Regions from separate parts of the Homo sapiens genome. Here region 1 is linked to region 2. Evidence: read pairs that join two places in POLR2A ChIA-PET (ENCODE). Cell type or tissue: PC-3. All regions are shown on one strand. Each heading gives the region's core, and the rest is flanking DNA. Links, peaks and the distances in the headings are about the cores only. Region 1 has its middle 13 kb from the start of CDH2. Region 2 has its middle 74 kb from the start of CDH2-AS1.

Evidence for each region. ChIA-PET counts read pairs that join two places held together with the same protein. Peaks named below come from ENCODE experiments on the same cell type or tissue, not always from the same donor. Only the 100,000 strongest peaks of a DNase experiment are listed, where the experiment ranks them.
Region 1: POLR2A ChIA-PET joins it to region 2 with 5 read pairs; 2 of 35 experiments call an interaction of 5 or more read pairs at or near these places.

What each region holds. Positions count from the first base shown.
Region 1 is chr18:28,187,066-28,192,456 of GRCh38, reverse strand. No RefSeq gene overlaps it. Among named protein-coding and RNA genes, the nearest start is that of CDH2, 13 kb to the right of the region's middle. In PC-3, for the core only: CTCF peaks have their summits at 2,855 (motif pointing right) and 4,426; a DNase peak (open chromatin) is centred at 2,886.
Region 2 is chr18:27,845,191-27,850,581 of GRCh38, reverse strand. No RefSeq gene overlaps it. Among named protein-coding and RNA genes, the nearest start is that of CDH2-AS1, 74 kb to the left of the region's middle. In PC-3, for the core only: no CTCF peak of the experiment used is centred there; a DNase peak (open chromatin) is centred at 2,951; H3K27ac peaks cover 1,203 bases.

The sequences.
Region 1 (5,391 bases), core at 242-5,241, 340 kb before region 2:
TCTCAGGAGAAAATTATCCATGGGTGTCTTGCATTTCTGCACATCTTGCAAATACAGCCAATAGATGCCCTTGTTCCAGAATGTATTTTCTAGGATGTTTGTATAGACAATTACCTTGGAGTAAAGAGATAATGTGTCCCTCTGAAGGAAAGAGCTGGTTTGCTTATAGTCCAGGAAGATGGAGAGAGTGTCTCCCTCCAAAGCAAAGGTCAGACATGCTTGCAGCCCAGCACAATGAAGATATCTCCTTCCAGGAAAAAAGGGAGGCATGCCTACTGCCTTTTATAAAAGAATCAGATGCCCTAAGTTTAGGATTCCTCTCTTGTAATGCATCCATTCTGTGTGTTGGTGTCATCTCGCCCTCTTCACCCATCCTGTGTGAATTGGGGTATGGGGAACTGACACAAAAATGATGATACTCTAGCTACTGCTATTACTGTGAATAATAAAATACATTGTCTCTGACAATGTATTGTTCATCTTCCATACAACCATGAAAGGTAACTTTTTAAGTAGGGTAAAATCTCAACCTGTCATAGTTCTTGACATAACCAGTAACTTCCTTCATGTAAAATATGCAAGAAGCATGAATGAAAATTGGTATCAGACCCAAAACAGTCAGTAATCCAAATAAACTGAAATCATACACCACATTAACTGACAACAATTGAATGTAAAATATAAAGTTTTCTGTCACTGGAAACAAGACTTTACCACCTGAGAATGAAAACAAACCTGTTAAAGTGACTATTGGACTAAGGAAGAGATAAAAATAAACAAAACCATCAAAGCAAAATTGCTGCATAAAAGTTAATTCATAAGTACAAATATTTTTCTATATGTTTTAAAGAATGCAAACATACTAAATTTTAGAAAAAGAAAGTAAGACCAACATGGATTAAAAGAAGAATTAGATAACAAAATTAGTTAATAGTAAATTGTTTAAATTACCAAGTATTTAAAAAAATAGAATAAAAGCAAATGTCTAATAACATTATTAGCAAATATGAAATAAAAATATGTGATAAATACAATTAACAATGCTTTTAGAAATAGATGAAATGACAAATTCTTCCAAGGATATCAATTTTTTAAAAATGCCAACTCATTTCCAAACGATTTTTTTATATAGTGCTAAGCTCTATTTGTAAGATTTCCTTTGTGATTTTAAACATTTATATTCATCAAGTAGGATTTATTTCAGGAATGCAGAAAGAATCAATATTATATAGTTTATTATTATAATACCTTAAATTATTAGGTTACTTAAGAAAACATGATCATAATTTTTGAAATAAAGCCATCAGATAAAATTCAACAGTCACAATTTTGGGAAATACCAGTGGGTACAGAATCAACATGATTAAATTATTATTAATAATCAAGTTATTAATAATTAAAACATTTATTATTGATAATTAAAATATTTATTCACAATTACTTAAAATCAATATGATTTTAAAAATTCCTAATGATAAAACCCATGAGACCCTACCATTAAGTCTAGAAAAAGCTATTGCTTTTTCTAAATAGCATTTAACGTTCTTTTTCTGTTGTTTTTTTTGAGATGAGTTCTCACTCTGTCACCCAAGCAGTGGCACAATCTCGGCTCAATGCAACCTCTGCTTCCTGGGTTCAAGCAATTCTTCTGCCTCACTCTCCCAAGTAGCTGGGATTGCAGGTGTGCACCGTGCTAATTTTTGTATTTTTAGTTGAAATGGGTTTTCACCATGTTGGCCAGGCTGGTCTCGATCTCCTGACCTCAAGTGATCCACCCACCTCAGCCTCCCAAAGTGCTGGGATTACAGGCTCAAGCCACCATGCCCAGCCTCTAACATTCTTACTAGAAGGTTTTAGCCAATGTTGTAAGACATACAGAACTAACAGATATAAATACAAGACGAAAAATAGTAACTCATTTAGAGAAATTGCAAAATGTCATCCTATGGAAAATGCATACAATTATTTTATTTTTTACAAGAGGAAGATACAAAAGCAGTAGCATACTCATATGCAGATACTATAGCAAATGTGAAAATAAAATTATGTAAAAAACTCTTAGGGGTTATAACAAAATATAACATTCCAAGGATAAATTTTTATAAAAACACATTTAAGATGAATAAAATTACAAATATGTTGGAGAGATAGAAAATACTTAGATGAGAAGACTCAATATGTTATTAATTATTATAGAATTAATTTGTAGTTTCATGCCATTTAAATAAAATCAAATGTCATTTGTGATAATTTAACAAAATAATGCTAAACTTTTCCTGGAAGAATAATCAGGTGAGAATTACAAAATTTTTTTAAAACCATATCAGTAAGAGGAAAAAGAGGAAGTAAGTGAAAGTCTTCTCATACAGTAAATGCATCATGAAGCTGTAACAATTAAAATAGCTTGGAAGTGATGCAAACACAGAAAGACTGATCCATGACAGAAAAAGATGTTCCAAAATAGAGACTTAGTACATGACCACATCACAAATCAATGGCTAAGGGGAGAAATATTCAATGATTTTCCTTGGGACTCTTTGCTAGTAATTAACGGTGGGGTTGGAGGCAGAATTGACATTTAATCTTCATTTCACATCTTTCATTATTAATAATCTGAGATTGACAGGTAGTGTGTGTAAGAATGAAACCTTTGTCAGAGTTTTAGGGAGTTTTTTTGGCACAGCATAATTTAGCTTATATGAACTGATAATCATATTCCAATAAGACTTTTCTAGTGAAATTTAACTTAATTCATAAAATAAAAGTACAGATTTCAAATATCTTTATTTTAGATAGGTAACAAAGGGCTTCAGTGTCTTATGGAACTAGGGTGCAAAATCCTGTCCTGCCAGTAGGTGTCATCATCAACATTATGCAGTGCACGCCTAATGCCTCTCTTAAGTCCTAGCAAATGCTTGGACTTAAGACATTATGAGTTGGGTGCCAAAGAAATGAAAAGAAATAAGATAAGCGTTCCCATTTGCTAGGAGTTGACTCCAAGTAATAATAATTATTTTAAAGTTAGGCCAGGTGCAGCGGCTCACGCTGTAATCCCAGCACTTTGGGAGGCCGAGGTGGGTGGATCATTTAAGGTCAGGAGTTTGCAACCAATCTGATCAACATGGTGAAACCCCGTCTCTACTGAAAATACAAAAACATTAGCCGAGCGTAGTGGCACATGCCTGTAGTCCCAGCTACTCGGGAGGCTGAGGCAGGAGAATCGTTTGAACCCGGGTGGCAGAGGTTGCAGTAAGCCGAGATTGCACCACTGCACTCCAGCCTGGGCGACAGAGCAAGACTCCGTCTCAAAAAATAAATAAAATAAAATAAAATAAAGTTGGCTTCCTGTTTTCTCAGGCATATAATTTTGAAATTTTGTGCATTGATTTCCTTTAATATGGAAAATTTTAAATTAAAATTTAATGTCAATATTTGATTGTCACACTGAACTTGATAAATGACACAAGATTATGGAAGCCATCATTAAATCAGTTAAGTAATTCATGCATAGCATTTCATGCTTGTACTATCTGTACAAACACCTATAACCCCTTAACAATAACTTCTATTATAAATAAGTAGGCGAACATTGTTTACTCTCCTCCAAACAGTGCTTTAGGGGCCAATGAAAACCCACCAAAAGATGGCGCATACTTGTCCTTCAGCCTTCTTTGCTCCAAACATATCCACACTTGTGCCAAAGGCTCGTCAAGTTGCCAGTCTGGGTCTGTTATAGCAAATAAAAAGCAATAATGGTAAAACAAAAATGAAAAAGTAACGGTGTGAATGTGTCTATAATAAACAGCTGTGAGAGTGGGGCGTGGTGACACGAGCCTGTAATCTCAGCTACTCAGGATGCCTGAGGCAGGAGAATCACTTGAACCTGGGAGGCGAAGGTTGCAGTGAGCCGAGATAGCGCCACTGCACTCCAGCCTCGGTGACAGAGCAAGACTGCGTCTCAAAAAAAAAATAAAAGAAAAGAAAGTACACTCTACCCTGTAGGCATATTTCAGAATACAAATATGCCCTTTACTTTACAAAATTAGATATAGCCCTTGGAAACATTTCCTGAAGACCACTGCCTTACACCAGTTAATATCAACCATTTCTCTCTGAAAGCAAAATAGCCAAGAAGGCTTTCCTTCTCAAATACATGTTTTTCTTTTAACCTGATGTGGTTGTCTGAGGGCCTATTGGTGTTCTGTGGTGATAGATGCCATAAAACATTTGTTTTTTGGACTAATTGGATGACTTTGGTTCCCAGAGCTGTCGGCTACACAATTTTTACAAGTGGTATGTTCAAGTGAAAGAAAATTTCTAAAATTAAAGTTCTACAGAACAGAAAAACTAGACAAGTCTTAAAGGTCTGAAGAGTTTGTTCTAAACTGTGAGCACCTCCTAATGGCTGGTTCAAAGAGCAGGATTCCACCATACTCCCTTTAAGATTAGACATTTAAACAAAGCATAGAAAAAGTCAACAGTTCATAACTGAATTTTTTTTGTTTCTTCCTCCCCTCTACTCCCTATTTTTTCTTTCCTTGCTTATTTTTAAGACATTGTAAGCTGACTCAAAATAAATAGACCTTTTAAAAACTGCACCAAGTAAAGAGAACTAAGAAATTATATTAGCTAAGGGTTTCAAATCAAAGGAGGACAAAGATGAAAACTGTTTAGTGAAGAAGATTGTGGTCAAAAGCAAATATTTCTAAATGAAAACAGAAGTTAAGAAAATAATAGCTAGGGATACAAAGTATTTGTATGTTCAAAACTTTTTATAAAGATTTAAGAATTTTATTTCTGGAAAAAATATTAATTATGATATTGGTTATTTAAACACATGTGGGGGCACATATGTATTTTATTACCTAGATGGTAAAGATGATTAAACTTGTATTTTTAAAATATTAGCTTTTAAAAACTAAAAAACAGCAAATATATTATTTTGCCTTTGGTAATAATCCAATTATGCTGTATTGATTATAGGAGATGCTGTCAGTAATCCAAACTGCAGAACTTAGAGGGTGCAAAGGGATCTCTTAGAGGTTTGCAATGTGCAAGGAACTGGATTGACTTTGTGATTCTTAGAAATAAACGAACAAAAACATGTTCTACCAGGGAACATCTTTAAGATTTTAGTCAGCATCTTGAATTAACTTTTCTAGGATCTTCTGAACCAAATGAAGGATTTTTTGTTTATTGAGATCTTAGGATGTTGCTTTTCTTCAAGGAGAAGATATATGAACTTAACATCTCTTCACTGCTAGCGTTTGCCGGACACACAGAGTTTAAGAATCTCATTGGATCCTTCATGTGTCCAAGCTCCAGCTCACTATAGTGCTCCTTCCCTTCCACACTGTTGGTGACCCCATCGTTTCTTTTCTCATGCACTCT
Region 2 (5,391 bases), core at 201-5,200:
GAAAGACATGAAGCTGCGGATTAAGGAAACCACACTCAAGGAGGGAAAAATGAAAGAAAAGAAGTGGGGGGCGGGGGTGGAGAGAGAGAGAGAGAGATTTTCACCTCAGACAATTGCGTTTTCAAGAAAAGGAAGATGATAAAATTGATCAAAGAGGAGAAAAAAAGTTTACCCACCAAGAGAACAGTTACATTGATATTATGCTTCTCAACAGTACAAATAAATGTGGAATGTTAATATTGATAATAATATAATAAAATCTGGGTTTGTTTTCTTTCCCTCTTTGTCTGTCTTAGAAGAAAATATTATTCCACAAGCATTTGTACTGTTGAGAAGCTTAAGAAACAAATCAACCTAGATTTATGTGTCTATCTAAACTATCCTTCAGGAAGAAAGGCAAATTAAGTCGTTTTTCAGACAAGCAAAGACTGAGAGTTTGTGACCAACACAAAGATGGATTAAAGACATAAAGGTAAAACCCAAAACTATAAAAACCCTGGAAGACAACCTAGGCAATACCATTCTGGACAAAAGAATGGGTAAAAATTTCATGAAAAAGATGCCAAAAGCAATTGCAACAAAAGCAAACATTGACAAACGGGATCTAATTAAACTAAAGAGGTGCTGCACAGCAAAAGAAACTATCAATAGAGTAAACGGACAACCTAGGCAAGAGTCTTCTAGTGATTCTCAAAGTGTGGTCCCCAGCAGCAGCAGCAGCACCTCTCAGGAATACGTAAGAAATGCATATCTTCAAGCCCACCCTGCACCAGACACTGTGGCGGGCCCAGCAAGCTGTGCTACGTCAAGCTCTCCAGGGCTTCTGATGCTGCTCCTGTTGGAGAACCATAGCTCTACACAAAATATATGAGGAAGAAGACAAATGGTTTCAGAGGGAAGGTCTGAGATGTAAAATGGGATCCTAAATTATTTAGTAAACTTTAGGTTAACCTAAACCAATGTTGACTGAGTAAAAAAATAATAATATCAAACTTAAGGATAAAAATAAGATATAGGTAAATTATTGAACAACACAAAAAGTAAGATATATTGGGTGTGATTAGAGTTAAAATGTCCCCTTCTTTAAGAAGGAGAGAAATTAGATAAAATATGGCCAGGTTGGGGGGCTCATGCCTGAAATGCCAGCACTTTGTGAGGCCAAGGTGGGAGAATTGCTTAAGCTCAGCAGTTTGGGATCTGCCTAGGCAGCACAGTGAGACCTTGTCTCTATTTAAAAAAAAAGAAAAAAAGAAACAAAAACAGATACAATTTTTCTGACTAATATACTAAGACTTAAAATTTTTCTACAATTCAATCTAAATGTTAGCAGTATTAATGATACCTATAATGTTTTATTTAAATATTTTACATTATATTTTTCTAATGCTTTCAAATGCATTACATGATTTAATCTTCACAACAATTCTGTTAAATGGGTAGCTGAAATATATTCTTTCTTTTAACAGATGAGAAAACTGGAGGATGTTATAACTTGGCCAAAATCATATGACTGGGGTGTGGCAGGGAGAGAATCACAATACCGAAGTCCTTTTGATGTGATTCTGGCTTTTTCCTTTACATTATCTCTTTTTATAATTAATGAAACTTTTATATGCAAACATTCTCAATTGGAGAATATAAATAACAGAGTGAATCAAGTTCATCTGCTTGGGACTATCAGACTGCGTGCTGGCTGGTGACTATTATGCCATAAGGTAAACCCTAGTCCCTGTCCCTGCAAATCATTGCAGAAAATAAACAGGTAATCCCCCTTTCACAGCCATCAGAGGCAATACGTGTATGTGTCTAAGACTGGCCATTACCAGAGCCGTTGGCCTTATATAGTACTGCAGAATTTTCTGTAACCTTTATCTACAAGTTTAAAGCTAAAAGATCATTTGATTTTAAAATTTATGAAGGGCTGAAACCCGATGAGTCATTTATGGGATTTCTTCTTATAATATTTGAAGGAATTTTCCAGTCGAAACAAATGCCAAGATGAATTTCTTGGCCTTCTGTAACACCTTTCATGTAAAGGTCTTCACATGCATGGCAGACAAGAGCGCTTTAGCTTCCTGACTGCCTCGGGACACAGGTTAAGTTCTCTCACATGTGGAAACTGTGGCTTAAGGAGATTAACATGCTGTGAATGCTGGTCCATCTTGGTTTCAAATCAGGAGAGCTCAGTGTCTTTTCCTTGGAACATAGATTTTTATTTTTACAGGGCTTTATAATTACATATTTTAGAGTGCTCAGTATAGTTTGAAGTGACTCAAATATGGAAACATTCATTACATCTTTTGGGAGATGATTTTGATCTTGTGGAGGGCTTTTTCTGTCTAACTGGTTTTTATATATTTTGACACAGTAAATCTCATTCCATCTAAAAGAGTTATTTTTCCCCTATGGGAAGGGACTTGATATTCTTTTAAGTCTCTGCTGAGTTTAATAACTTTTTGAGACATAAATGTATTCTGTTTTCTCAGTAAACACTGCAGAACACCTACTACGTGCTAATTTCTATGGTACACTGGGGTATACAGAGATCAGTAGACAGTTTTTCTGCACTGGAAAATAGGCATGACATTAAATTAGTGCATTGGTTGCAAATTAAAGTGTTTGCAGATAAGTAACTTGGGCTCAAAGTAGACTACGAAAAGACTTTTTCCAGTAGAGAGGGTCTGATACTATAAATTCCTTTATGCTTCTGCCACAGGAGAAGGGAGAGTTTATCTCATTGTTCTGGACCTTGCAAATGTAGTTTAGAGCAACGAAAATAAAATGACTCCAAGGCTGCTGGAGAATGGAGTAAAGACAAGAGCCCAAGATGCCAAACAACTTGAGTTGTCAGGAAGGCCTGTTACTGCTGGGTAAAGAAGGAAAAAACAGAAAGAAAAACCTTTGAAAGAAGAGCTAGATTAACATCTTTATGGCTCAGTCATAAACACTGACACACTGTTTGTCTAAGTCTGCGATATGTGTGTACAGCAGAGTTGGTGGAGCCAAACATTCGTTTATTCATTAAATATTTATTGTGGGCCAACTCTGTCTCATGAAGCTTATCTTTTCCTGAGAGGGTATAGGAAATAAATAATAATAAGATTAATTCAGATAGTAATCATAGATACAAAGGAAATAAAATAAACCGATGTGATAGAGATTTGAGGAGGTTTATTTTAGATAAAATAAGAGGCATCTTTAGCTGAGATCTACATAATAAGGAGCCAGGCATACAAGGTCCCAGGGAAGCAGTATTCCAGACAAAGGCAACAGTCTGTGGAAAGACTCTAAGCTGAGAGTTGACTTGATATCTTCAAGGAATAGGTAGAAGTATCACTGAAGTGGTGGGGATCAGGGTGAATGATGGGGGAAGTGATAAGAGATGGGATACCCTGATAATATACAAGCTAATAGGTTATAGTGAGGAGCTTGGATAATATTCTAAGTCTGGTGGAAAGTCATTGAAGTGTTTCAAGCAAGGGAATGACAGGGGATTTAAGTGACACGATTTGTTACAGAAAATATAATTCTGAAAGTCATATACAGAAGAACTGATTGTAAGGAGGCAAGCATAGAGGACAAGCAGAGAGACAATTAGGTGGCTGATGCAATATTTTAGGCAAGGGCTCATGGCATCTTGCATCTATGTTGTAGCAGTGGTGATGGACAGAAGTGGGCATATTTGGGTAGTGCCACTGATAGCTTGCTTATATCATATGCTGTGGTCTGAATGTGACCCCCAAGTTTGTGTGTTGAAAAGTTAATACCCAATGTAACAGTGTTGAGGCGGGGACCTTTTGGGAAGTGTTTAGGTCATGAGGGCTCTGCCCTCATGAATGAATTAATGCCACTTTGAAAAGGGCCTATAGGAGTGAGTTTGCTCTCTCTTGCCTTTCCTCCTTCCACTATGAGAGAACACAATAGGAAAGATCAGAGCAGATAGTGGGATCTTGATTTTGGACTTCCCAACCTCCAGAACTGTGAGAATAAATTCCTCTTCTTTATAAATTGCCCAGTCTGCCGTATTATAGCAGCAGAAATGAACTAAGACACTGTTTCTTTGTTTATGTTAGAAAAGGGTACAACTTACTCAAGTAAAAATACATTTTGGCTACTATTCTACAAAAAGAACCACTTTTTGGACTTCCTTGGATCCAAGTTAACTTTTTAATAGTCCAGATGGTCATCAGCCCTGGCTGCAACACAATCAAACCCACTCACTCACTACATGGCACCAGAGATGTTTACCCTAAATGTACCCTAGACCCTCAGTGAGGCAATCATGCTAGACTTAGAGTTGTATGGGTTAGGGGGTGTGTGGGAATCAAACTTCCCAAAATTCTGTTGGGATTGGGCATACCTGCTTGTACACATGTGTTTCAGCGAATTAATGTGTGTGTTCTCTTTTATGTGTGTGTACATGACGCTGTGTACCAATGTGAGATTATGGAGGAAGAAGCTTTGCTTTGCTGCTGTGTGATGTGGCCAGCAGACCACAAAGAAGTATGTACTTCCTCAGAAGCATGAGCTTATTCAGAGAAGGAATGGCTGCTCTAAGGAAATACTTATTGGGCTGAAATCTGAAGAATAAATAGGGTTTAGGTACATGTAAAGGGTTCAAATGTGGCCCCCAAGAAGATAAGTCTAAGTTCTAACTTTATGCAGGAAGAGTCTTTACAGATATACTTAAGTTAGGGATTTTGTGGAGATCACTCTAGATTAACAGGGTGAGCCTTTAGTCCAATGAGAATTGACCTTATAAGAATAGAAAATGTTGGCTGGGCATGGTGGCTCACGCCTGTAATCCCAGCACTTTGGGAGGCCGAGGTGGGTGGATCACGAGGTCAGGAGATCGAGACCATCCTGGCTAACATGGTGAAACCCTGTCTATACTAAAAATACAAAAAATTAGCCAGGTGTGGGGGCAGGCGCCTGTAGTCCCAGCTACTGGGGAGGCTGAGGCAGGAGAAAGGCATGAACCTGGGAGGCGGAGCTTGTAGTAAGCCGAGATTGTGCCACTGCACTCCAGCCTGGGCAACAGAGCAAGACTCCGTCTCAAAAAAAAAAAAAAAAAAAAAGAATAGGAAATGTCACAGAAAAGATGAACACAGGCACAAGAGGAGAGGAGCCATGTAGAGATGAATGCAGAGATGAGTTATGCAGCTACAAGTCAAGAAATGCCAAGCGGCCATCAGGAGCTGGAGGAGGCAAAGGACAGATTCTCCCCTGGAGCCATCAGAGAGGGCATGGCCCTGCAATCACCCTGAGTTCAGATTTCTGACCTCCAGAACCTGAGATTAAAAGTTTCTTTTATGAAACCACCATGTTTCTTGCAATTTGTTATGGTATCCCTAGGAAACTAATGGAGTGGGTGAGGGGGTTTGGGGAGAT